4 separate regions of the Homo sapiens genome follow, and regions 1, 2 and 3 are each linked to region 4. A link is a contact called in ENCODE Hi-C or POLR2A ChIA-PET data. All regions are on one chromosome and are shown on one strand. Each heading gives the region's core, a stretch centred on a gene start or an enhancer-like site at or near the end of the contact. The rest is flanking DNA. Distances are from core to core; before and after follow the strand shown.

Region 1 (6,821 bases), core at 4,322-6,821, 4.2 Mb before region 4:
ATAGCAGTGCTGTAGGATCCAAGGTTAATACAAAAAAGTCAGTCATTTTCTATATACCAGTAATGAACAAGTGGAATTTGAAATTAAAAACACAGTATTATTTACATTAACCCCCCCATGAAATCCTTAGGTGTACATTTAAGACAACATGTACAAGATCCATATGAGAAAAAGTACAAAACTGATGAAAGATATCACAAAAGAACTAAGTAAAGATGTTCCATGTTTGTGGGTAGAAAGACTCAATGTTGTCAAGATGTCAGTTCTTCCAAAATTAATCTATAAATTCAATGCAATCCCAATCAAAATACCAGCAAGTTATTTTGTGGACATTGACAAACTGATTTTTAAGTTTATATGGAGAGGCAAGAGACCCAGAATAGCCAACACGATATTGAAGAAGAACAAAGTTGGAAGACAGACACTACTGGATCTCAAGACATATAAAAAGCTACAGTAATCAGGACAGTGTGGTATTGACTAAAGGATGTACAAATGAATCAATGGAACATTATAAAGAAACCAGAATTAGACTCAAATAAATACAGTCAACTGATCTTTGACAAAGGAGCAAAGGCAACAAAATGAAGCGAAGACAGTCTTTTCAACAAATGTTGCTGCAACAACTGCATATCTACATGCAAAAACAACAAATAATCTAGACAAACCTTATACCCTTTACAAAATTAACTCAAAACTCACTGACCTAAATGAATCACCGACCTAAAAAAACCCACAAAACTATAAAACTCCTAATAGATAGCATAGCAGAAAACCTAGGTGATCATTTTTTAAAAGCACCACCAAAGGCATGATCCATGAAAAACAATTGATAAGCTGGACTTCATTATCACTAAAAATTTCTGCTCTGCAAAAGACACTGTTGAGAATAAGAAGACAAGCCACAGAGAAAATATTTGCCAAAGTAATATCAGATAAAAAATTGTTCTTCAAAATAAACAAAGAACTCTCAAAACTGAACAATAAAAACACAAATGACCCAACTAAAAAGTGGGCCAAAGACTCTGACACCTCACCAAATATGATACACATGACAAATACGCATATGAACAATGCTCAACATCATATGTCATCAAATAAATACAAATTAAATCAACACTGAGATACCACTACACACCTATTAGAATGGCCAACATCCAGAACACTGACACACCAAATGCTGGTGAGGATGTGAAGCAACAGAAACTCTCATTCATTGCTGGTGGGAATGCAAAATGGTATACCTATTTTGGAGGACCGTTTGGCCGTTTCTTACAAAACTGACCATACTTTTGCCCGTGCAATTCAGCAATCTTTCTCCTTGGTATTTACCCAAAGGAATTGAAAATTTTTGTACACATAAAAACCTGCACAGAGGAACAGAAAACCAAACACCGCATGTTCTCACTTATAAGTGAGAGCTGAATAATCAGAACACGGGGAGGGGAACCACACCGGGACCTGTAGGGAGATGGGGAGTGGGGAGGGAGAACATTAGGAAAAATAGCTAATGCATGCTGGGTTTAATACCTAGGTCAAGGGTTGATAGGTACAGCAAACCACCATGGCATACGTTTACCTTTGTAACAAACCTGCACATCCTGCACATGTACCCCAGAACTTAAAATAAAATTAAAAAAAACCCTACACAGAGATGTTTATTACAGCTTAATCATAATTGCCAAAACTTGGAAGCAAACAAGATGTCTTTCAGTAGGTGAGTGAATAAATACATCACAGTACATCCAGAAAAAAAAAAAAAATCAGTGTTAAAGAGAAAGAAGCTGTCAAGCCATGAAAAGATATGGAGAAAACTTAAATGCATATTACTAAGTGAAAGAAGCCAATCTGAAAAGAATACTGTATGGTTCCAACTATATGATGTTCTGGAAAAGGCAAAAGCATGGAGGCAGTAAAAAGATAATTGGATGCCAGGGATTGGGCAGGGATTAGAGGAGAGGAAGGCATGAATAGACAGAGGATAGAGGATTTTAGGGCAGTGAAATTACTCTGCATGATACTGTAATGGTGGATACACATCACTGTAAATTTATCAATCCTATAGAATGAATGTACAACACCAAGTGTGAACTCTAACGTAAACTAGGGACTGTGGGTTATAATGATGTGTCACTGTAGGTTCATCAGTTGTAACCAATGTACCACTCTGGTGGGAGATGTTAATAATGTGGGAGGCTATGTATGTGTGGGGCAGGGAGCTATTGGAAATTTTTGTACCTTTCTCTCAATTTTGCTGTGAACCTAAAACTACACTTAGTCTACTTTAAAAAATTAAAGGCATGCCAAAGCCAGGTTATGAAATCGTGGTATACATTTAACAAAGTTATGCTTTAAACATTTATAATACATTTTTAAATTCACAAGACAAAGGATTTATTTTAAAAGTCAATACTGGGGTTCTAGTAACGAGACATAAAGTTGAATGAACAGTGCCTTATTTTTTCAATCATATTACTGCATTTCTAACTACGTATAACTTCATTTGCAGATTATAGTCCAAATGAGAATCTTCCTCAGTGTGAAGCCTGTATTAGTTTCCTCTTGCTGCTATAATAAATTACCACAGATTTAGCAGCTTAAAACAACTCAAGTATGTTATCTTACAGTTCTGGATATCAGAAATCTGAAAATGGGGTGGCAGGGCTATATTATTCTGCAGGCTCTAAGAGAAAAACCTGTTTCCTTGCCTTTTCCAGCTTTTAGAGGTTGCCTACATTCCCACCCCTCTGCACTCTGATGGCTGCTTCCATCCTCATACCTCCTTCTCTAACTCTGACCTCTCTCCTATAAGGATGCCAGAGATTACACAGGGCCCACCTGGATAATCCAGGCTACTCCCCTCCATCTTGAGATCCTTCACTTAATCACATCTGCAATGTCTCTTTAGCAGTGTAAGGTAACATATTCATAGCTTCTGGAGATAAGAGCATGGGCATCTTTGGGGAGTCATTATTTTGCCTACTTGGAAGCTCAAAATGGAAACCACTCCAGGAACTTCCAACTCTGCATGCTCTGCCTCATGATTCAGTTGGGGTTTATTTTTTCTAAACTCTTCAAGTGATATCTTAGAATTGTTATTACCAATGGGTCCCAGAGGAGTTCACTTTTCAGGGTATGTACTTTCACATGCCTGATGCAGAGAAGATATTCTCATATTGTGGCTGCTATAACTTGGTATTAAGTAACAAGGAAGCTACATCTGTTACCCCAAAGTATGCAAAACATGGAACTAATTATATTTATATAAAAAGGACAGAGAGAAAAATGTTGCTTCATACTACGTATATGAATGAATACTTTAATGTGCCCTTTTTTCTCTACAAGTTGGTCTGCTAGACATTGTTAATATACAGTATATAAGATCTAAGGATCTAAGGATTCATGGAAGATCTAAATTGATATATCTGCTCTAAGAACAAAACTAAGATTCTAGTTAAAATTTGTCAATGTTTAATTATATAAAATTATTCTATAGCAATTAGTATAACAAGAGCTTTATTACTCTACTTTTCTTCACTCAAGATTAAGTAAAGGAAGAATACCTTTATAACAACTCCACCTTTAGATTAAAAAGGGAGGTTTAAAGATCAATATTAATAGAAATACTAATTCGATTTGCCTTCCTGCTCTCATAGATAGACTCATTTATTTATCCACCCAGTTAGTCAACAGATATTTAAATGCTTGATACAGGTGTGGTAGTGGCGCTATGAAGTCAAGTATTGTGCCAAACTTGTTTAATATAGTTGCTGCCTGGGCATCCATTTTTAGGCCTGATATAAGCTGTTTGAAACCCAGTTGTATCACGTCACCTGTGGCCTACTTAAAACTTCCCCTCCCTGTGATATAGAACACTTATTCCTCATTCCATGACCAAAAACCCAACAGCTGCTAACCATGATAAAACCCAATGGTCAACACCAGAGTCAAGTTCTCCCTTTGCTGGTGTTTTCTTTAAACTAGTCAATCCACAACCCCCTCTGGAAAGCCTAAGGGATAAAGCCTTTGGACCTTAACACAGCCCCACAGGTCCTCTCTCTTGCACCCCACCTGCTGGTTGGGAGTCCTGTTATCTCCAGACTTCCATCAGGCTTATTCTCTGGTGAATCTGTAAGTAATAAAATGCGCCTGTTATTTCACATGTTTTGTGTGCTGCCTCCTCTGGCGTCTCACCTGCACACCAGAACCTAGCTTTCCTCTCTGGGCCAGGGCTCTCCTGAAGAGTGGCTGTTCTGGCTTATGGCCACTCGTAAGAGAGAGACCTCGAGATCAAATTAGAAAGGAACGATAGCAATAAAAATTACAAGGAAGTATATTATGGCACCCACTTTTCAGTTAAGAAACCAACTAGCACAGGACCTAAATGCTAATTATAATAAAAGTAACAAAAGTGAAAGAATGCCTTCAATAAGACTAAACAAAAAGGAAAAGCAGAAAACATATTTTTATATGCTCTCAAGAAAACAGGTAAAAATAAAAATTGTAATACTACAACTAGATAACATTTCCAGTGTTTAAAAAGATTATTTTTTATTAATCATAAGCCACTGGATTAAGACTGAATTACTGATGATTATACACTTTAATGATCATTAATCTATTTAATCAGCAATTCATTCAATACATATTAAGCTTGTGTTACATTCCAGGAGCTGGGCACACACACACAACCCAAGCCAAAAGAAAAATGTTGCTGCTTGCATGGAGTTTACATTCCAGGGACCTAATACAATAGTGCTCTCCTCCAAATTCTCACTATACTTTCATGGTAAACCTCACCAGCAACAAGAGTACTAAATAAGGTAAGATATGCTTTAGGCCTGGAATTCTTCAACTTTGGCCTACTTCTGTATGAGGGCCTTAAGGCTCCTCTGCCATTAGTTGTGCAATCTTACATAAATTAACCATTTTAACGTCTTTTCCCCTTTGTAAAAAGGGAAATGGCAATAGTTGAGTTCTTCTGGGGACTAAATGACATAAGGTGTATCGATTGTTCAGCAATTAGTATTGCTTTGACCCTATGGTTCCAAAACATGCCTGCTCATCAGAATCACCCGAGGATCTTTAAAAACATTCCAAAGTCCGGTGCTCACCAGACCAATTAAATCCCAATCTCTGAGCGTGTCAGGACACGCTCCCCAGGTGGTTCCAAAGTGCAGACAAGTTTGAGAGCCACCACAGTTTGGATTATTGATGTGCCACAATAACACTTGCTAATCCATCTGTCTTTACCCCAGGTGGAACCAGGAAGCCTCCAGAGCTTAATGGAATTCAGATAATCGAGGTGCATACGCACCCTACGTCCCATCCTGTGACTTGAATCCCAATCTCTTCCGAAATTTTAAAGCAGGGAGGGATGGGACAGAGGCCTGACCTCTCCTGCATACTCATGGCCCTTGAGTATCTGCGATCTTTAGATATGTAGGGCGTTCTGACATTTCCACTTGCGGCGACAGCTGGGCCTGCCCGGGGGAAGCGCAGAGCGGGCAAGTCAGCCCTCCCGCAGGCGCTGGGACCGGGTGCGGAGGCCGCAGCCGAGCCGCGAGGGCAGATCGGCAGCCTCAGCTGCTGCCGTAGCTGTCGGGATCGTCCCCTGCGGGGCAGCAACAGCGGGGCTCCGACGGCTGAGGGGGGCGCCTTCTGCTTGCGCGCTCTGCGTCCCTCTCCGTGGTCTGCCCTTCGCCCCGCGACCCCGGCCGAGGGTGGGAGCAGCGCGGGGTCGCATCGGCCCGAGGCTAGCGGGGCTCGCCGTTCCGCCCGCAGCCATGGAGGCCGGGCCGCCGGGCAGCGCCAGGCCGGCGGAGCCGGGTCCTTGCCTGAGTGGTCAGCGCGGCGCGGACCACACGGCTTCCGCCTCCCTGCAGAGCGTGGCCGGGACCGAGCCCGGGCGCCACCCGCAAGCCGTGGCAGCTGTGTTGCCTGCCGGGGGGTGCGGGGAGAGGATGGGGGTCCCCACCCCGAAGCAATTCTGCCCCATCCTGGAGAGGCCGCTCATCAGCTACACCCTACAGGCCCTGGAGAGGTAATGCGGCGCCGGGCGCGCCCCGCGGTTCCCTGGGGCCCGGCCTCCCGCTCCCCGCCCTGCCGCTGCTCTAGCGCTAGCACCTTCACTTGGGGGACTGCCGGGCCGCGCTCAGTTATTCAAGCTTGAGCTCTGTTCCCTCCCGCATTTCAGAGATGGGAAGTTCTGGCCTTTAACAGATGGGCACGAAAGCTGCAGCTCCCCCACAGAGCCCTTTACGTCCCCAAGCAGATGAGGTTGTGGGGAAGGCCCGTCGTGTGGCGCCGATTAGAGAGTGCATGGGTTGGGACTAGGCGATTTGGGGTTCTAGCTGTGGGGCCTGAGGAGAAGCTGTGCGGATAGTCTCGCGGTCCTGGGGCTCTGCCTCCGCGCATGCGTGGATTGAGTTGTACGTGCACACTGAAGTTTCCAGGGCGTGTGTTCGTTTTTTTCATTCATTTACTGAGCACCTTCTGTGAGACAGGCTGCGCTAATTACTAGGTGCTGCAGGAGGGGAGAGGAGCAGAATTTAATAACCTTTCAATGGTGGAAAGGGCTTTAAGCCTGAATTTGAGGTCATACCCCCTTTATCTTAGAAAGGGCACTGAAGTTAACTAGTTGGGGAAATGAAGGAGACAGGGAATGGGATAAGGAGGACTAGGGGAACAGTCGTGAGGAGCTGAGGAAGTGAAATGAAGGGGTATGTTATAATATTAACTTACTTTGCTTTTAGCACTGAGTAATGAGGTGGAGCTTGGGGCGAGGGTGCAGGGGTGGGAAGCAGCGGCATTACAAATAT
Region 2 (6,596 bases), core at 705-3,204, 4.2 Mb after region 4:
ATCTTCCTTTTCTCCCCCAGGGCTCAACTAAATCATGCACTGTGTCCCTAGACATAAACAAAACCAAAGCAAAACAGAAAACACTAAGGGAAACCCACAGCATCCACCAGCTCACCATTACCTTTGACACCTAACAAAAAAAGAAACTTGAGATCCTTGAACAGCTCAACTGAACTGTTAAGTGTACTTAAAAATGGAAGGAAAAAAACGAACACGTTCCACAAATAAGTTTTCAGAAATTTACCATGAAAATCTCCGGTAGAGCACAAACTGTTTCCAGTGCAGGAGTGCTCTGATGCATGAATATATAAAGGGGAGGGGGAGAAAGAGAGGGAGAGAGAGAGGCGGGGTGGCGGGGGGCTGGGGGAGAGGGAGAGAGGGAGGACTGAGGGAAAAAACCGTATACACTTCAATTGTACATTCAAAACTGTCCCCTCTAGCAGATATCATTACATCCAGCCGATATCCTTACATCGAAACTAATGCCACCAACCCTCTAAAAAATAAAATACTATCCCGGTAGTTACAGGCACGTTAGGAACTTTGCAGAAAAGCACAAAGAGACGGTAGAGATTACAACCGCCACCTTATCCGCTGCTGAAGAGTTTGTGTGCGTGTTAAGTGTTTCGCCCAGCTTCTCCTTCCCCGGCTACAAACGGCAAACACACGAATGAGCTAGCCAGCTCTTAAACTGAAAAACCTCTCGAAGCAGGCGAGTGATGGAAGAGAGACTCTGAGGGGCGGCATGAGGGTCAAATAAAAGTCGCTTTTCAGTTCGCTCCTCCAAGCCCCACAGCGACCGCAGGGGGGTGAGATTCCCAAAGCCACTTTCACACCTTCGATAATGCACTAGCAAAGAGAAGCCCGAAGAGGCTGAAGTTTCCACGGAGGGCACCGTCGGGGAGACGCAGCCCGGGAGGACGGGAGGGTTGGGCTCGCTACCTCTGCACACGGGCGAGCCGGGGCTCCGTCTCTCAGGTGAGCTGCTCCTCCGGTGGCTCTCTGGGGACCGTCTCGGGCGGCCCTTGGCCCGCGGCGCCTGCTCGGCCGGGGCTGCGGCCGCCGGCGGCGTCGGGCTGGACGGGCTGGGGCCGCGGGCCGCGCCGGGCCCCGGGAGGCTGCCCAGCGAGGCGGCGGCAGCGGCGACGGGCGGACGCGTGGGACTGTGCTGGCTGCCCCGCAAGAGCTGGTAGGGCACCGTGGCGCGGATGGGCTGCAGCAGCCGGCCGGCTCCCGCAGCCGGGGCGCAGCCCACGCCGCCGCCGCCGCCCGCACCGTTCCCGCTCCCGGCGGCGGCGACGGCGGGCGGGGACCCCGCGGCGCTGCGCCTCATCCTCTGCGACGGGGGATGAGGGGTCTGAGAGGAACTGGAGGAGGAGGAGGAGGAGGCAGTGGACATGGTGGCTCTGCGGGCCCTGGACGCCGCCGGCCGACACGGAGGCGCGGGGCGGGAGGCGCGCGAGCGTGTGGGAGCCGGCGCGATAGTGCGTGCGAGTGTGTAAGGGGGAGGGGCGGGGGTATCGCTGTGGGGGAGGAGTCTCGGGGCTCCCCCTCCCCAACGCACACCCCCGCCGCCTCGGCGAGGGGGGAGGGGAAGGCTGCGAAAACAAACGTCCAACGGCCGCAACCGCCCGGCTGGGCTCGGTGTGGCGGTCACGGCCGGGGCCGCAAGGAGCCCGGAGCCGCCGCCGCCACCGCTCCAGGCATCGTGCTGACAGGGCAACGGCCCGGATCACGCAGCCCCGAGGGCCGCTCGCAGCCTTCTCCTCAGCCCTCGCAGGGCTGCACGCACGGGAGAACCCGGCAGCTGCAAGGAGGGCCGGGACCCCTGCTTCTGGGGACCAGGGTAGAGAGAAAGGGCCTCGAGGTGCTGGCGCTCCTCGGAGTCCGCGCCACCGCAAACGCCGCCGCCGCCGCCGCCGCTTCTACCCACTCCTCACTCCGAATGGCAACTAATTCGCCCCAGCCGCACCCCGCCCCCGGCACCGCCTCCCAGCGCCCAGGACCCGGCAGCTGCCGCAGCGAGCATTTCCATTGGCTTAGGCGCTCCCCACTAGAACTCGAGTGATTGGTTCTGGAATAGGAGTGAGAGAAGCAGTGTCCAATGACAATGGTGCCTCCTACTTTGAAGGCGGGGCGTGAGGGGTGGCAGCGTGAGGTGGGGGCTGTGCGCGCAGGGAGGAGCGTAAAAGTTGACAGCCTTGAGGTAAGTGCGAGACTAGGAAAGTGGGACTGTGTGTGTCCTGCGCGTGTCCCGACACCCCCAGACACGCAAACGCCCCGCTAGGCAGGTTGCAGGGGCTCCACCCTCCTGGGCCGTCTGTATGACTTGAGACACAGGACACATGAGGCAAACTTTAATTTGCAAGTACACCTGCATCCGGTGGGATGTTTTAGTTAGAACCAGAAGACTGGATCTCTTTTAGTAAGCTGAGTTTTCGTGACCAGTAGCCTTATTAATCAAAAGAACTTCTGGTGATCAGGAGAAATGTCTGGAACCTGCACTGAACAAAGTAAAATACTCTTACAGCCTAACATTTGTAGTTATGCAGTGAAAAGAGATTATCAAGTTCTATGTTCCAAGACAATAACACTGAATAGCAGGGGTCAACAAGGAATTTTATGTCATTACACCATCAGTTAGATATATTAATGAAGGGCGCCCCTGGCTTTTCCGAAGCAGATAGCTTCTTGGGAGGAATAAATACCAGATGTAATGTAATAATCCATTGTGGTAAATTTGTTTTTTATTCTGTAATGAAACTGAAAGCGTACAAAGATTTTGGATGACTATCAAAAACATAAATTTACCCCACAGTAAACCAAGGTTTTAAACCTTAATCGGGAGCAATTAATGTAAGGATCTTCATCAGATAACTTTCATTAATTTTCAAGAGGTTAAAAGAGAAGCACAATGTCAAATTGGTCTGCTCGTGGTGTCTGCCCACACTGACAAGCTTCCTCTGATTTCAGGCACTATATGCAGGGGTCACTTTCACGTACAGGAGCCATCCTTCTTTTCTTCCTTGTGTGTTCAGACGAGAAAGCATACTAGGTTCAGTAAAAAAATTGATGAAACTCAATAAAAATACAAAAATTTCATGCAGTACTTCATCCAAGTAAAACTAGTGATAGTTCCTCAGTTTACCACATATTATAATAAGAGCTAACATTTATTCACCATGTGCCAGCCGCTATTCTAAGAACATTATGTGTGTTAATTCATTCAGTCCTCATATAATCCACAAGGTAGATACTATTATTATCCTTACTGTGGTCTCAGTTGTGGCATAAATAAGCTGTCTTGCCTGAGATCACATAGTTAGTATATGGGGAGCTAAAAATTTCACCCAGACAGACTGGCTCAAGAGTCTGAGGAAGCACTCTGCTATAGTACCTGGCAGCTCAAAGCTGTGGGGTACATAATCTGTAGAGTATTCACAATGGCCCACAAATCTCATCTGTGAGATAAGTTCCCATCAGTTCAAAGGAAATTTTACAAATGAAGACAGACCACTACTTTTTTTTTGTTTTCCAGAATAACATATATTTTAATTATGAATAAAAACTTTACTCTTTCAAATTTTATATAAATGGCCTATCTCATTAATTTAAAAACTGCATTATTTTGTGTGTAAAAAGAATGATAAATGATTTCTTTTCAGTGACTTTTCTCAGAATAGCAAGAACAAAAAATCTGACAGATTAAAAATATGTAAAGCTGGCTAGGTGCGGTGGCTCACGCCTGTAATCCCAGCTCCTTGGGAGGCCAAGGCAGACGGATCACTTGAGCTCAGGATTTTGAAACCAGTCTGGGCAACATGGCAAAACCCCATCTCTACTAAAAATGTAAAAATACTAGCTGGACGCGGTTAGGGAGGCTGAGGTGGGAGGATCACCTGAGCCCAAAAGGCCGGGAGATCAAGGCTGCAGTGAGCCTTGATCACACCACTGCACTCCAGCTTGGGTGACAGAATGACACCCTGTCTCAAAAAAAAAAAAAAAAAAAAAAAAAAGAAGAAGAAGAAGAAAAAAAGTTAAGATTTTTCTTTTACATGCTGGTAAATTTCTGAGTTGTTGCTTTGATTACAGCATAGTTGCATTATAGAAATGTCATCTCTAGCTACTCCTAAATATATTTATGGAACAACTTCAACACATTAGGTTACAATAATTCTAAATTTATTCTAGGTCACAATCACAATGATCAATACCTAATTTGGATCTAAAGCAACATACCTAGTCATATTTTAAGGACTTTCTGTGTTTGTTCAAATCTACCACAGCTGACTTAGACATCTAAAGCAAATCTAAATAACTCACACAGAGAAACAGAGAATTAGTATGATCTTAAAATACTATTTTCAGTTACTAGTAAGTCATTATGACCAATCTAGAAGCTCAGTCGTTTCTCTTTGCTATAGAAACCTTGGTTGTCTCTTAAACCTTTATTCTCACGACGTAAGTACTGATCTTCATATTTAAGGAATACAGGCTTCAAACAAATCAAAGGTGGCCTAAAATAAATTAAACTCAGTGCCTGCTTTCAAATGTCCATTTGTTGAGTTCTTGATAATATTTTATTCTTATTGAGGACAAAGTAAGCTCCAAGGATATATAGAAGCTTTAAGAAAATGTTCTTAGTAAATTGGAAACCCCCTAGAATGAGATGTGGATTGCTAGGCTAGAAGAGCGTTGTTATGCTACTATGCTAGCTATGGGGTAGTTAGGCCTAGTGCCGATTTTCCATACTGGTTGAATGTAAGTGTAACAATCTCTGAAAATCTTATATAAGACTTAATGTTAACAATGACCTCTTACTATGTTGTCCTGTGTAAAGAAGACAAAATTGAAGGCACAATTTGGTGGCATGAGAAATACTTCTGTATCAGTAGCCCCATGCCATGGCTATCTGTGGGACGAGGATCTGCCATTAGCTAATCTGAGGTAGAATTCTGTTCTACTTTCTTCTTAGTGCAAATATGGTAATAGACTACATTTTAGGTTAAATTAAAACTTGGAATCATTGGTTACATGCGATTTATATGCAGCCCTATGTGGAGAGATCATAAGATGAAGAAGCCACAGAGCCCACAGAGCTACCAAAACCTTCCTCTTCTAGCTCCATCTGGGTTTGCCTGGCTGAGCATCCAAGGCCCATCCAAATCTGAGAGGCAGTCCAGGCTGTCAGTATTTGCAATGAGGTCATGGCTGGGAGAGAACACTAAACAGATCTGCACTGATGTTCATCTTAAGCTGATTAAACTCTCTTGTAGATTGATTCCTAATAGCAACAACAACAAAAAAGCCTTGACTGAATTTTTGTCCCTGGCAGATGCTTAAATTAAACTCCTTACTGCTTGTGACAGCCTACGTGCACCTTTGCACTAGGTGTTCCCTCTGCCTGAAAGGTTCTTGCCCAGATATCCACATGGCTTGCTCACTCATTTCCATCAGGTCTTTACTCAAATGTCACCACCTTTATGATGAGAGCTTTCCTGAACACTTTTTTAAAAATTGTAAGCACCCCTCGGCTTTTCCTGCTCTTTATCCTACTCTTTTTGCAGAGTACTTATCAGCAACCAAACCATAATATATTATAATTATTTTTTGTTTTGTCTGTCTAGAATAGAACAGCCATGAAGTGAAGACTTTTTATCAGTTTTATAACTGCTGAATCTCTACAACAGTGCTTAGTATATGGTAGATGATCAATAAATATTTGTTTAATGTTGTTAAGAGTGGCAAATTTTAGCCAGTGTTTATCTTATGAACTAAAACTTGTGCTTTTCCTCAGGAAAAAAAATCTAACAGGTGTATCTCTGCTACAAAAGCCTAGTCGCAGAGTAGAAAAATATCTGATGTGGCTACTGTAAACCACACAGATATTTGTATTGAAGCTGCCATTCAAAAAGATAGAATACCTTGCATTATGGTTGTTAGACCTACTGGCTCCTGGAGGCTCATCAGAGGATGAAAATGGAAAATGGGGGCCAGGCATATTCCCAACTACTGGCAAGGCTGAGGCAGAGGACCGCTTGAGCCCAGTAGTTTGAGGTTACAGTGAGCTATGATTGTGCCACTGCACTACAGCCTGGGTGACAGAGTGGGAACCTATCTCCAAAAGAAGGAAAATAGAATTGGCAATGGAGAAAAGGCATTGAAAAAAAAAGGACAACTGAAATAAACAGAGAAAACTGAAGAGGATCACTTAAGGAGTGACATCTGCTGATTGGTATTTAGTTCTATCTCACTATTAAGAAGAGCTATTCTCAAGAGACCTGTGTAAAGGAACTGAAAATAAATGATAATTAAGTAGACGAGACTATTATATGTAAATAATGAAAACTTTGTTTCTAAAAGAAGTTCAGAAGAAGCAATAGTAATAGATATTTTATTTTTAACTGGTAAGGTCATCCAGAATAAGTGTACAGTTATTTCTCAAAAATAGAAAACAGTAATGAAAACCACTGGTTTTTCAGATTTTCATCGCCATAGCAGCTCCAATTGCCAACTATGATGCCAGTGGCACCTCCAATGCATCTTAAGCTGATGCATAATACTCTCACCATGTAACTAAAAGACTATATTGTATA
Region 3 (7,070 bases), core at 1,298-3,797, 4.6 Mb after region 4:
GCTTCCTTCCTTTTTCCGGTGGAGTGTACCTGGAAGATCATACTTTACCATTTTTGTCTCTTAATATGCATGCCCAGGAAGCTGTTTCTCCCTCGGGTCTACATTCAATTAACATTTTGATAACAGGTGTGGACCATCAGGAAATGGCCTCTCCCTGGCGCTGCAGAATTATCATTTTTAGAGAAGCAAATTCGGTAATTGCCAAACCATCCCCCAACATTTCTAGTGGGTTGGGGGAGAGCCCACTACTGTCCCACTCATGCCTACCTGTAACAGAAAAAAAAATATGATCTACGTACATTCGTCAACATAGATGAATCTCAAAAACAAACAAAAGAAGTCAGAAGATACATACGTTTCTGTTTATATAAAGGTCAAAGACTGGCAATATTAAACAACATACCATTTAGCAACGCCTGCATGTGTGATAAAACCACCTAGAAAAGCTTAGGAAGCTTAACACAAATTTCAAGATAGTGTTTACTTATGGCTGTAGCAAGGAGGGCTTCATTGGGGAAGTGCAAACTGGTAAAATTTACTGGTAACTGGTAAAGTTCCATTTCTTCAGCTGAATGACAGGCCCCATGGATTCATTTCATTTCTCTCAAAACTATGCAAATCGGCTAGCTATACTTTTTTCTGTACATCATGTATTTTATAATATTTTAAGTGACTCAAAAATACACGAAAAAGCTGTTTTAAATTATCTTCCTGCTCATCTCCCTGTTTTAAAAGAAAGCCTTTGCTTAAAAGTGGTCTTTCTAACTGCAGGTAAACAACGACATTAACATCTGGTACTCACAGGAGTGCTCTTTAAAAAAAAAAAAAATCACTATTACAGGGTACGCACCAAGGCTCACACCTGTAATTCCAGTACTTTGGGAGGGAGACGGGGGAGGGAGGGATCGCCTGAGCCCAGGAGTTTGAGATAAGCCTGGTCAACATGGCGAGGCCCCATCTGAACAAAAAAAAACAAACAACAAAAAAAAAATCTTTATTAGCTGGGTGTGGTGGTATGTGCTTATAGTCCCAGCTACTTGGCAGGCTGAGGTGAGAGGATCGCTTAAGCCTACGAGTTAAAGGCTGCAGTGAGCTATGTGCATGCTACTGCACTCCAGTCTGGGTGACAGAGAGAGATCTTGCCTCAAAAAAAAATGCTATTAAAGACATTGATGTGTGTACTCTCCCCTATATAATGCACATCAACTTGCTTTGCAAAACAATGCTAAAGTACAAAAGACTTAAAGCTGTAATATAAAATAGACTTTACTGACTTGCACCAATACAACCACAACTTTTTTATACACCACTGACACACATTCTACATCTGTTTAATGAAATCCTTTAAAGTACCGTTAGTGAGTAAAACTAAGACAAACCTATTAAGTGCTAAGGAAACACTAAGGGAGACTATCATTTAATTATCGTACATGAGATTCCAATCTTAAATTGCCACGTGAAGTCTCAAATCGGATCTTTTTTGCTTAAGGGAATTTGAACGATGACAATTCTGTAGCTTTGGGCCAATTCACAGACTCAGTTTCCACAACGTTATAATACCCAATTAAAACTTCTGTCCAATTTCCACCGTACCGTTTGAAGGTATTTTTATGTGCACTCATTCTAGAATACTCCTGGCAAGGCCGCCGGCTTCGGGTCACAAGATGAGCCAGGGACAGATTGGAGACTACCCCCAAATCTCCCAGGAATCGGTTATCTTCCAGACCTCCAGATCGCCCTCCAGAGTCTCGCAGTGTGGAGGGCAACGACAGAAAGACTGCTGAGGGGGTTTAAACTGTTGAGTCAAACATATGGCCAAAAGTCAGAGTCAACTGGGACCTTGCAAATCATTCCGCCTAACCCTTCGTTTTGCAGATGGGGAAAACACGCCTCAGAAGGGAGAACCCTAGCTCGGGGAACCCTAGCTCGGGGTCTAACAACGATTTAAGCTTGTCTCCCCTAGTACTGGCCAGTGGTTCTTCCCCGTTACCCATCCTTAAGTGCTTCTATTGGCTGCCAACACGGAGGGGTTAGCGGGGTGAAAGAACCGGCGCCTCCGCAGTGTGGCCAGGTTGGGCTAAAAAACGTCTTAGAAGTAATCGGATCAATCTCTCTTCTTACAGGTGGAGAAAGTGGAGAAAGTAGAGTGACGCAGCTAAGGGAGTAAATCGACCCTCAGCCAACAAGTGGCAAAAGCCTGAAGAAAGTGATCAAGATCACTGATGACCCCGCTGCCCATCTCCAAGGGGGCGGGTATCACAACCCCGACGCCACACCACGTATCATTCCGCAAAACTCCCGCGCCTCCCACGCAGAACTGGCAAGAGGGAAGGCGAGACAGCAGTGAACAGCTGGTACGCAGCACCCACAGCACCGCGGCAGCAGCTAGTGCCGACTCCCGCCTAGCTCTTTTGACTCTGTTCGCGGGAAGAATGGGGAAACAGTAAGGTTGCGGCGCCTCCCGCGAGACGAGGTACCTGAGGCTGGCCCCGCAGTCCCCCGCCGCACCAGCACCGGAGCTTCACACCCCACTTCCGGGGTCAAGTCACCGCCGGGAATCCTGTGATCGCAGAAAGGTAGTCTCAGGTTCCGCCCCTATCCAAGTCCCGCCTCCACTGCCTCTCGCCCTGTATCTGTCAACTTCCGGGACGCCGCGCGTCACTAAGCAGCCAATCTCCACTTCCGGACTCATCCAGCCCCTTCTCCACCCCTTTCAGAGACAGCGCGATTGCGATTTAGGTTTCCGCGCATTTAATTGGCGAAGCTGGAGCGCTAGTCTTCGCTGATTGGTGCCGAGAAATCTGCCCCATAGACACCCGCGGGGCGCACAGTTTCAGTCGTCCGTGGGTTTCCCGCCAGCCGCAGTCTTGGACCATAATCATGGTGGACATGATGGACTTGCCCAGGTCGCGCATCAACGCCGGCATGCTAGCTCAATTCATCGACAAGCCTGTCTGCTTCGTAGGGAGGCTGGAAAAGGTGTGCGGGTTCGCAATCATGGGCTCCCAAGTCCGTAGCTGGAGGGAGGGACCCCGCCTGGATAACGGGGGATGAAAAAGGACGGAAAGCCTCCGATCACTGCGCCCCCGACTCCTTTATTTTGCACAAGGAACTTTTTGGAAATTCTTTAGCCGTTGTAGCCCCATTTTGGCGCTCTTTTATGGCACGGAAACAAAGTGTTTTCAAATGCTGAGTTCTAAATTCCAGTGCCCGTCGCCTCCGTTCTAGCCGTGCTTACGTAAGGGAAATTATAAACACCACTCCCACATCTACCTTCAGATTTCTTAGTTTACTCAGACGTGACGGACGCAGACAAAACTAATCTGCTGGTTTCCTTCTCTTCTGAAATTACTTATTTTTGCAAACCTCGTTTCCTCGTTGTGATCGCTTCTCTGTAAAACATGCCTTGGTTGTCCGCTTTGGGTCCCGTAGTAACGAGTTATTTAACCCCAGTATTAAAGTGAAGTTCCCTCATTCTACAGGCGAGAAACAGGCCCAAAGTCTTGGAATCAGTGACCTGAAAAGCTGAGGAAAAGAAAACTATTATATAAAGACTTATTTAGTAGCTCATTTCATCCACACATCCTCTTCCTTAAATGAGTGTTGCTCTGACTTCCCAAGTAGGGAAACTGAGTAGGAGTGGTAGGTGGTTGACTAAAATGCTCAGAAACTCGGCAAATGGCAAAGCTGGCATTCAAACGCAATCTGACAGCGCTCTTTACAGCTGCTTCCCAGGAGTAGGACCCAGATATTCTAGCAACCAGTTCTCCTTTTACTTCATCATGCCTGTTTTTTAAAACATACCCTCCGTGGGATATGTACTGTCTAAATCATGAGTGCCAGCAGATTTCACTTTTAGGGTGGGCATCCTTTAATTTGTTATCAGAATAGGGTTGCCATATTTAGCAAATACAGAACCTACTTAACACTACAAAAAAAATCCTTGTTTATCTGAAATTCAGAAATTAACTGTGTGTTCCATGAACAGATTTGATAACATAAGATTATAATTTGATCCAATAAGTTGAATAAACTGAATGAATAAACTGTTCAAGAAACAGTTGATTTGTGCTCAACTAAGGATCAATGTACTCATCTTTAGTCAAACTTTGTTGTTGTTTTAGTGAGATTTTAATTATATGTTTCGTTTTTAGATTCATCCCACCGGAAAAATGTTTATTCTTTCAGATGGAGAAGGAAAAAATGGAACCATCGAGTTGATGGAACCCGTATGTTTAAGTGTTAATAAGTCTCTTATATATTATAGTTAATTCTTCATCTTGATTTGGTTTGTTGCCGATGTTTCTAATTTTTGCAATGGATTTAAAAAGGATGAGCTGGTAAAACGTCCCTGGCTGTAAAATTTAATTCTTGTACTATTCTCTCATTATATTTCCTTTTACATTTTTAACCAATGATTTTTTGGGCGTCATGATTTTTGAACATATCCCATAAATGTTGGATAACAATTCTCATTCCTTATGAAAGACCATAAAATCACATAAGAAAAATTTACGTTGCTTTTTTCTTCCTCAAGAGGTTTTTTGTTTCGTTTTTGTTTTTTTGTTTTGAGACAGGGTCTCACTCTGTTACCCCGGGTGGAATGCAGTGGCACCATCATGGCGCACTGCAGCCTTAGCCTCCCAAGATCAAGTTGCTCCCATGTCAGCCTCCCCAGTAGCTGGGACTACAGGCATGCTTAACCATGCCTGGCTAATTTTTGTTTTGTTTTGTTTTGTTTTGTTTTGTTTTGTTTTTTGTAAAGATGGCATCTCCCTATGTTCCTCAGGCTGGTCTTGAACTCTCGGTCTCAAGCAATCCTCCTGCCTCGACCAGCCCCTCAAGAGTTTTCGATTTTATTTTATTTTCTATTTTTGTTCATATATTTCCAGTTTTTACTTATTTATGTTTGCATTTTATGTTTAACATACTTAAAACTTTTTTTGGTATTTTGTGAAGACAAATCCATATGCTGTTTGGTTAATGTATACAGAACACATTGTGAAATACAGATTATAGAAGATTCCTCTCATAGGATATTACTGCTTATAGAAATGCTGGACGTTTTCAATAGTGATTTTGTCTTTAACTTGAATTGTAGCTTTGGACTTGAAGCTACTGCTAAAGGTAGCAGGAATTTTAACATGCTGACAGTTAAGTACTCAAACATTTGTTAACAAGTTACATTTTAACTTTTACACTGGTAATTCTTAAAATTACTTTGTTACTTGAAGTGATAGATTAGTAACCTGTATAACAGTTTTCCAAAATAATTGTCAACTGAAAATGTGATATCACCAAATCGATGTCTTGTTCTGTGTCTTAGCTTGATGAAGAAATCTCTGGAATTGTGGAAGTGGTTGGAAGAGTAACCGCCAAGGCCACCATCTTGTGTACATCTTATGTCCAGTTTAAAGAAGATAGCCATCCTTTTGGTAAATAAAGCATTCTAGTATTGACTGGTTTTATGTAATTACATAACATACAGTTTTATATAACTGTATGTAATTACATAACATACAGTTTTATATAACTGTATGTAATTACATAACATACAGTTTTATATAACTGTATGTAATTACATAACATACAGTTTTATATAACTGTATGTAATTACATAACATACAGTTTTATATAACTATGTTTTAACATACATTTTGTATTACATACAAAATTGTATGTATTACATACAATTACATAACATAAACATACAGGAAAACAGTTTTATTTTTAGTTTGATATATATTGGTCTAGAGTTTTAGTACTGCCACATTTTCAATTTCTATAGAATTTTGTGATCGTAAAGGCAAATGGGGGTACATTTTGTTTTGGCCTGCTTTTAAGTAGTGCTTATATATGTAAGAAACTCAGTAAAGATTAATTAATGTTTGTTGAAAGATAATTTTTTTAAATATAACAAAAATAGTATTAGTTTTTTTGTTGTAATATCTGAATTGAAGGAATTGAATAATGCATAACACCCAAAACACTACCAGGCAGAAACTGCCTGTATAATGAACATCAAAATGGATGGTACTCCCATGTCTTTTTTTTGGTGCCACAGTTAAATACAAGAATCCATAATCCATATCTCCATTTTTAGAAACTCACTTCCAAAAGGGTGAGAAAAAGGAAATAGGTAAAAATATCTTAGATAATAATTGATGTTACAACTTTCCATTGTAGATTAAATGTTTGCTTAAATGTTTCTTTCAGATCTTGGACTTTACAATGAAGCTGTGAAAATTATCCATGACTTCCCTCAGTTTTATCCTTTAGGGATTGTGCAACATGATTGATCTTGATGGATTTTCATACGATTGTAAATGAGCTATATTAAAGTCTATTAAAGGAAGCCCTTCTTGTTTGAGGGAGAGATTTCTGTGCTTTCTCATATTTAATTTGCTGTTTTTAAGATATTCCAACCTAGAGTTTTTGATGGAACTGATATATTGACAGTTCTCACCGAAGTCCTTTTATAAAGAATTGCTACTCCAATATATGGTCAGATTAGATGCAAGAATAAAGCAGTTGTCCGAGTCTAAGTTTCTATTTTATTAATAAAAACTAAAATGGTACGTACTATCGGTCATTTCATTTTCATTCTTTTAATCATGTATTCAAGCACAAACTTGAAATTTCATAGCCATAAGGTCAAGATTTAGACCTACCAAATAAAACCTTGGGCCAGCTGTGTTAAGGATTTGCTCACCTTTTCCCAAACTATACCTTGATAATTATTTCCTTGATACCCTACTTACAAAATGAAGTAGATGACATTAAAAAGGCAAACAGAGACTGGCCACGCTGGCTTACTCCTGTAATCCCAGCACCTTGTGAGGCCGAGGCGGGTGGATCACCTAAGGTCAGGAGTTCGAGACCAGCCTCACCAATATGATGAAACCCTGTCTCTACTAAAAATACAAAAATTAGCCGGGCGTGGTGACATGCGCCTGTAATATCAGCTACTCAGGAGGCTGAGACAGGAGAATCACTTGAACCTGGGAGGCGGAGGTTGCGGTGAGCCAAGATTGCACCATTGCACTCCAGCCTAGGCAACAAGAGTGAAG
Region 4 (6,546 bases), core at 1,921-4,420:
CAGGTCATAGGTGCATAGGTGGATTTAAAGATTTCCTAATGGCAATTGGTTGAAACGGTTAAACTCTACCTGAGGAGTTGAAGTCAGCAGAAAGAAATGTTTGTAGTTAAGACAAGGGAGGAGGATGTGGAAGCCAAGGTTCTGATTATCTAGATGATGCCTCCAGGTAGCAGGCTTCAGAGAGAATAGTTTGTAAATGTCTCTTATTACTCCTTAAAATATTCCAGGCTCTTGGTTAAATCGCTGCTGAATTAGGAAAAGATCTGGAAAGGAAAGGGGATTCTGTACAGAATGTGGATCTTCCCCACGAGAGACAGCTTTGCAAGGCCATTTCAAAGAAATATATTTTGGGGTAAGATATTTCAATTTCTCTCAGGGCCTGCTATCTGTCGAGTGATTCTATATTAGAGTCAGGTTGGGATTTGATATCTTATTGCTACAAAGAGACTCTTGTTAGTCTTCAAATCTCTGTTTTAATTGATGCTGGTCAGTTGTGCCTGAATTCCAAAGAGAGGAAGGTACAACGGGGCATGTTCAATCCCCTCCACCCACCTTTTCATCATGGCCTGAACTACCTTTTTAGGTTTACTTTGGAATGCCCTTGACAGAGAAGCGGGTTCCACTTAGTTGGGGGGCTCAGAATTTTATTTTTGGTTTACAGAACAAACATTAAGAGAATGTTCAAACTACCTTTTGGATTATACCTTTTGGATTAGGATTATATCCAATCAAAATAATGTCTGAAACAAAGGAGCCATTTACTAGAGTCCAGAAGTGTTTTTTTAAACAAATAATGTGAAATGATGTCCTATCATGCTTATGATGAGAATGGGCTTTCAAACATTAACATTTGACAAAAGTCTACACCTGCAGGTTCTCTGAAAAGAAACATGCAGGTTTCATTTTTCTTAAAATAAAATAAAAATACATTCTACCTTTTAACTAGTTAGCACTAAAGGCAAAAATTGCTTTGGGTAGACGATAACTAGGTATTTGATGTATATCACCAAGTAACTTCAAAGTAGTACGTTTCAGCCTCTGAAAATTCACGCACCTTTGTGATAAATACAATCACCACTCTTTTCCATCCTTAAATTTCTTGCTTTAAACATTTAAACACTCGCAACAACAATAAAAAGCCCCAAAATTCCAAAATCACAGTTTTTTTTTCATTCAACAGTTGACAGTTAAAATTATGAAGCCAATGTTCCAAAATATTAAATATAAGTTACCAATACAAAGCAGCAAAATTTAGAACACTAACTTCAAAAATTTTAGGATAAGAGTATCAAAATAACAATACAAATGTAAAAATCTAAGTAGAAATAAATAATTAGTACTAGTGCCTACACAAAAATAACTTCTGCAGGTAGATAATGAAGTAACTTTATACTTAAGGTCATACCCTTTTAAAGCTGAAAAGAACTTAACAGTCATATAATACACCCTGCTGGTATTTTCCTGCTTATATCCTGAGAAAAAATAAAGTGAAAAAGTAAAACTGAAAAATAACATAATTATACTCCTTCTAAATTTGATATGTCTTTTAGCGGTTCCTAAAAATAGATTACATACATTCAGACAGATAGTATTTCTTTCAAAAATTCTCACTTATTTGATTAAACAAAACAGACATTCCAAGTAAGTCAGTTCATCCTAGAGTATGAAGAAAATTTTACTTTCTAGAACTGGCATGCCTGATAGGAGCCTGCTTGGTGGGTACAATGTGTGTTGCTCCAGTGCTGGATGCACTAAGGGCTCTGACTTCACCAGGATGTTGTGTATCAATGTAGCAAATGGCACTTGTACTCCATGAATATACACAAAATAAATACAAAGATAAAAAAATAAATAAAATTCGCATGCCATCCACTTGTTGCTGTCACTCAAATAAACAGAATTTAAAAAACTATACAAATGGTATGCAAACAAATGTAAAATGAGATTTTCACTCTTTCAAAAAAAAAAAACTATGTATTTATAAAAATCACTGCCCACATCAAAAATACAAATGATTTATGACTTCTAAAAAATCATTGTCTTAATCAACACCTGTCAGCCACAGGTAGGATAGGGAAGACTTAACATCACTGTCCCCACACACTGTAACCTTGGGGTCTATGCGGAACACTAGATGAATTGGGATCATTGGGCCTTATCAGCAAGGCCTTAAGGGCACTCTTTCTGGGATCTCAGTCAACACAGCCAGGCTGTAAGCTGCATCTTAACTGGAGCGCGTTGAGAAAAAAGACACAGAAAGGCAGACTCAAGTGGCTCTCCGTTTGAGCCTGTTTTCTGTCCTAATCTAATAGCTGCCATGATCGATTCTGCTTTAGGGTAGGTGTTTGGACAAGTGCCAGACTCTGTGAGAAACTGGGAATCCCTTGCCTTCTCTACTAGATTTTCCTTAGAGAACTGACAAGTGTAACCACTTTTATTCTTGGGAGACTCAATGGTTTAAAAAAGGGGTGCTAGACCCTCTTCTGCAACCTCTGTGGGCTCAGTGTTATTTATTATAGCGGTTCCTTAGTTTACTGAAAGTCAACATGGATATCAGACTCAGTTTGGAGAGAAAAAATATATCACAGCACTCCAATTTAAATGGCTCCTGATCTTCTGTGTAGACACTGGTTTTAGTTCTAAAAGGGCTTGAGAACTAAGGAAACAAGCGCCTTTGAAAAGCTCCATAAACAACACCTAGCACAAAGCCTACTCTGTAAAGCTGCAAAATAAGATCCCGGCACCACGGCAAGAACATTCATCAACAGCAAAAGGAAGAGGGCCACCTGGCGCTCAAGGTGTGAGGGCCTAGAGGCAACCCAGAGGTAGGGCTTGGGCCGAAGCCGAGTGTTCCCTGGCTGGGCCTCATTAGAGGCGACACAGCAACTCGATCACCAGCCCTGACCGCCGCCGTACCTGCGGCTGGCCCAGCACCCCAGCGGCCTCCCCTCCTTGTCAGGCCCGGCTCAAGCCGCGGCGCAGCCGCTCAGCCTCGCTCCGGAAGGGGACCTGGGGACTGCACGTCCGGGGTCGCTCACCGGCACGCGGGGCGCTGCGCAGTCCCGGGCTGCTTCGGCGCGGACAGGGCCGAGGACAGGGTCGTGGAGTCCACAGTCCCGGGAGCCGGGGGGTGGAGCGACCGGCCTGGAGCGCGCGGCCGCCGTAGAGCTGGGACGGGGGAGGGGTAGGATAACGACGGCATCAGCAGAGGCCAAGCGCTGCTGTAACCTGCGTCCGCGCCTGCGCAGAGCGCTCCCGGAGGGACACCCCTGGCGTGCGCGTGACGCATGCGTCCTTCTTCCTCCTGTTTGAGCCCAGAGGCGTCGATCGTGTGAGATTGTGCGCTCTTCAGGTTTCATTACCTTCGCGTCCCCCAGACTTCAAAGTGTCCACTGTAGCCACGAATTACCTAGGAACAGTCGCTCCTCCTATTTCCCATATCAGACCATTTCCTTTTGCAAAGGGTATAAATGTGCACCATCTGCCTCAGCTTTCAGCTGAGCAGCCTCCTCGCTCACGCAATGCGAGTTGTCGCTGACAGTCTGGTCCTTAGGAATGGAATAAACTGGTCCGTACACACGCCGCTGACAGCAGCAAAGCTACCTCTATTTTAATTTAGAAACTGGCCAACTAGAAGGAGACAGCAAGCGGCAAGGCCGTAGTTTTTGTTTTTGCTCGGTTTCGTTTCGCTTTGCCCACGCTGCCCCTCCCCACCCCTTAACTCTGGTGCTAGTTACAGGTGTGTGAAATCCCGTCTCGGATCCCAGTACTTAAGCTCTTCGCTGTGGGTTGGGGCTGCCCTCCCCCAACGTCTAGGTCATTTCACTTAGAAGATAAGAACAACGACAAGGAGTCGTTTTGAGGGATCAATGAGATGCCGGTAATAATATTAAGGGCACTCTAGTCTCATTCCTGCGGAGAGTTTAACGTTTAATGAATGGTAGGCATTCTTACAGTCACAGGAGCAAGGAAGTGAGAGTCATATATTTCTCTCTTCTAACAGGATCAGTGTGATCCTGTTAGAATCAGGGAATTCTAACAGGAATTGGGAAATGAAGCTATGTAAAAGTAGGAAATACAAGTCAGAACGATATACAATTTAAGAGGATTACTGTAGATCCATATGTGAGATAATGAGCTTTCTCATACAATGTTGTCGGAGATTTAAAACTCCTAAGTTTTCTGGCAGACAGTCAGTATGTATCAAGACTATTAAAATGTTCACATCGTTTGGTCCAGCAATTCCACCCTTTCAGAAGTATCCTAAACCTAATGAGAACTCTAAAAAGATTTGGGTATGAGGTGTATCCATTTAAATAAACTGAATGTCCAACAAGGGACATTGATAAAATCATTATTTTTCAACCGCTTTTATTTAGCCCATATTTTCCAAAGGGAAGGGTCAGGGTGTCTTCCATTAACACTGTTTGAAATTTCAAAATTAATAGGTTGGTTAAAACAAATCAGAATCATGGGGGAAAATTTTTCTCAAAATTATTGACAGTCCACCTGTGGAGATATGATGTTCCCCTTGGAATTACTGAGTTTTTAAAATTATGGAATAGCCATCTATTGAGTTTTTATAAAGCCAGTAAAAACCATCTTATAAGGCTGTTATACGCGGAGTGATATAAAATTAAAATCAGGATGCAAAGTATAGGATATGAGGTATTGTAATAGGATGTAAACTATATTCACATATAGATAACATATAGATATAAATATATTACATATCTGCCTTGAAATGGAAAGAAATATACAAAATATAAACAGTTGCCTGTAGTTTGAGAGCATGGATGTTTTTTCTTTATTATTGTTAAATAGGCAAATGGTTCTATAATGTAATATATATTATTCTTAAGTGAAAAAGTTACTTTTTTCTTTAATTCTTAAGGGAGTATTTAGTATTTTCTCAACCTCATCATTTAACTTAAAACGTGCTGGCCATATAGCACAGTTCCTTATCCAAATTCCTGGAATTCACATAGGAATAAGTCTTCCTGGGAGAATGTTGCTGTAAGAAGCAGTTCAGTAGCAGGGTTGGGAACACAGCCTTGGGAGCCATATGGCCTGAAAATGAGCCCAGCCTGACAGAGATATACAAAATCTCTGTAAGAGTGGGCAAAATACTTAGCCTTCTTTATACCTAATTTTTATTATCTGCAAAATGAAGATAGTAATAATGTCTGTCTCAAAGGGTTATGGATGGGAGCTGATACCTGCAGAGCAATCAGTAAATATTAGATATTATGATTACAAATTTATCATCCATATAACAAGGAAGTACTTTAAAGACAGATATTGAATGTTTGGTACATTTGTTCCTATGCCTTATTTTTCATTGAAGCACATTTTGAAAGGAAAATTTTCTGAAAAGCTTCCAATTATTTGATTAACAGTGATTTCTTGAGTTCCGAGTTCAGTAGTGGTCTAGGTGCTATCAGATATAAAGGCCAGTAATTTTAACAGTCTGGGATAAGTTTGAATAGAAGAACATTCTTTCTTAATGATTTCTGGTTATATTTAGTATGATGCTGAAGCTAAGGGATTTCTCTAGGTTGTACTAAATCTTGAAAACAGCCTTATCTCTCATTTCAATTCTCTTTTATCTCTTTTAATGGTAAATCACCCAAATCCTAATAGCAGTCAGCCATAACTAAAAATTTTGCAAAAATTACTTTTCTAGAAATTAGCTGTTAAAAATTATAAGCAGAAAAGGAACATAATTATTTTGAAACATATAATTTGTCAAATGTTAATATATAAGTCTCTCTCAGCTCACCCCCTTCCACTGATATGCTGGTCAGATTATGTTAGAAACCTGGATAGGTTACATTGGAAACCAGGGATTGAAAAGATTGAAGTTTGTCTGGCTGATTTTCAGAGATAGTGCCCCAGATACATAGCAAAACTACCATTAGCAAAACTACCATTTCCCGCTGTGCCACCTGACTTACATTCACAGGCAGTAAACTCCTGACTCTATTGACACATCTTTGTCATTCCAATTATTTTAAAAGCAGAGGTCTTTATTAATTTCTGCAAATAACTTACCTATCTGAAACTCTTGGTTATGTCTCTGTACTCCTTCTTAGGCAGGATCTTCTATATTTCCTCTGTCTCATTCATCTTGCTTCACACCTGCATGGAGCTAATCTTTCCCATGTGTTAAAACTTTCTTTCCCAAATATTCAAGTCATCTTTTGTAGGGTTTTTGTCATAATCATAATTTCTAGTAAGAATAATTTTAGGAGTTCAATAACACTTGGCCAATGAATGAATTTGTTGTGCCAGGCATTGTGTAAAGTAGTTTATATCATCTAATTTTTATAGAAATGCTATGGATTAGGTTCTGTTATTATCCCATATCTTATTTCAAACAGTGGAAATAGAGGATCCTAGGTATTATGACTTGCACATGACCACACAGCTAGCAACTAGAACTCGGATATTTTGACTGCAAAGCTACAGCTATTAACCACTGTGGCATGAATATCTGTATTAAATTTGGAAGAGTGAATTCTGTCCTCAACTTTTACTACACAA

What was found. A loop is a pair of places that touch in the nucleus more often than their neighbours do. ChIA-PET counts read pairs that join two places held with the same protein, here RNA polymerase II (POLR2A). Pooled maps may share reads with other maps.
Region 1: a map of CD8-positive, alpha-beta T cell shows a loop between it and region 4 (12-fold over the local background). The contact joins the promoter of CRPPA here to the promoter of TMEM106B in region 4. A Hi-C loop is called at or near these places in 2 of 168 maps with a recorded cell type or tissue (CD8-positive, alpha-beta T cell and naive thymus-derived CD4-positive, alpha-beta T cell) and 7 of 50 pooled maps.
Region 2: a map of CD8-positive, alpha-beta T cell shows a loop between it and region 4 (6-fold over the local background). The contact joins the promoter of GLCCI1 here to the promoter of TMEM106B in region 4. A Hi-C loop is called at or near these places in 1 of 168 maps with a recorded cell type or tissue (CD8-positive, alpha-beta T cell) and 6 of 50 pooled maps. POLR2A ChIA-PET finds 5 or more read pairs at or near these places in 1 of 52 experiments (MCF 10A).
Region 3: a loop to region 4 is called in a map of naive thymus-derived CD4-positive, alpha-beta T cell, with 20 times the contacts of the local background. The contact joins the promoter of UMAD1 here to the promoter of TMEM106B in region 4. A Hi-C loop is called at or near these places in 3 of 168 maps with a recorded cell type or tissue (CD4-positive, alpha-beta memory T cell and naive thymus-derived CD4-positive, alpha-beta T cell) and 8 of 50 pooled maps.

Annotation. Positions count from the first base shown.
Region 1 is chr7:16,420,288-16,427,108 of GRCh38, reverse strand. CRPPA (CDP-L-ribitol pyrophosphorylase A) reads left to right here and starts at 5,571. Exons shown (of 10, transcript NM_001101426.4): 1 at 5,571-6,043. The coding sequence starts at 5,787. It overlaps LOC105375168 (a long non-coding RNA gene), which reads right to left and starts at 6,423. Exons shown (of 5, transcript XR_007060223.1): 1 at 6,127-6,423; 2 at 4,072-4,129. RefSeq lists silencers at 5,761-5,900, 5,921-5,980.
Region 2 is chr7:7,964,154-7,970,749 of GRCh38, reverse strand. It overlaps GLCCI1 (glucocorticoid induced 1), which reads right to left and starts at 1,954. Exons shown (of 8, transcript NM_138426.4): 1 at 943-1,954. The coding sequence starts at 1,399. It overlaps GLCCI1-DT (GLCCI1 divergent transcript), which reads left to right and starts at 1,998. Exons shown (of 5, transcript NR_110018.1): 1 at 1,998-2,206. RefSeq lists an enhancer at 492-581 and silencers at 1,062-1,141, 1,232-1,291, 1,372-1,771, 1,982-2,131.
Region 3 is chr7:7,636,229-7,643,298 of GRCh38, reverse strand. It overlaps UMAD1 (UBAP1-MVB12-associated (UMA) domain containing 1), which reads right to left and starts at 2,547. Exons shown (of 4, transcript NM_001302348.2): 1 at 2,478-2,547. RPA3 (replication protein A3) reads left to right here. Exons shown (of 8, transcript NM_002947.5): 5 at 2,124-2,979; 6 at 4,155-4,229; 7 at 5,327-5,435; 8 at 6,217-6,781. The coding sequence starts at 2,881. The coding sequence ends at 6,299. RefSeq lists enhancers at 2,087-2,256, 2,337-2,386, 2,427-2,626, 2,897-2,946, 3,317-3,366 and a silencer at 2,727-2,856.
Region 4 is chr7:12,207,918-12,214,463 of GRCh38, reverse strand. It overlaps TMEM106B (transmembrane protein 106B), which reads right to left and starts at 3,170. Exons shown (of 8, transcript NM_001134232.2): 1 at 3,039-3,170. RefSeq lists enhancers at 2,453-2,969, 3,362-3,411, 2,970-3,488, 3,622-3,771 and a silencer at 2,872-3,181.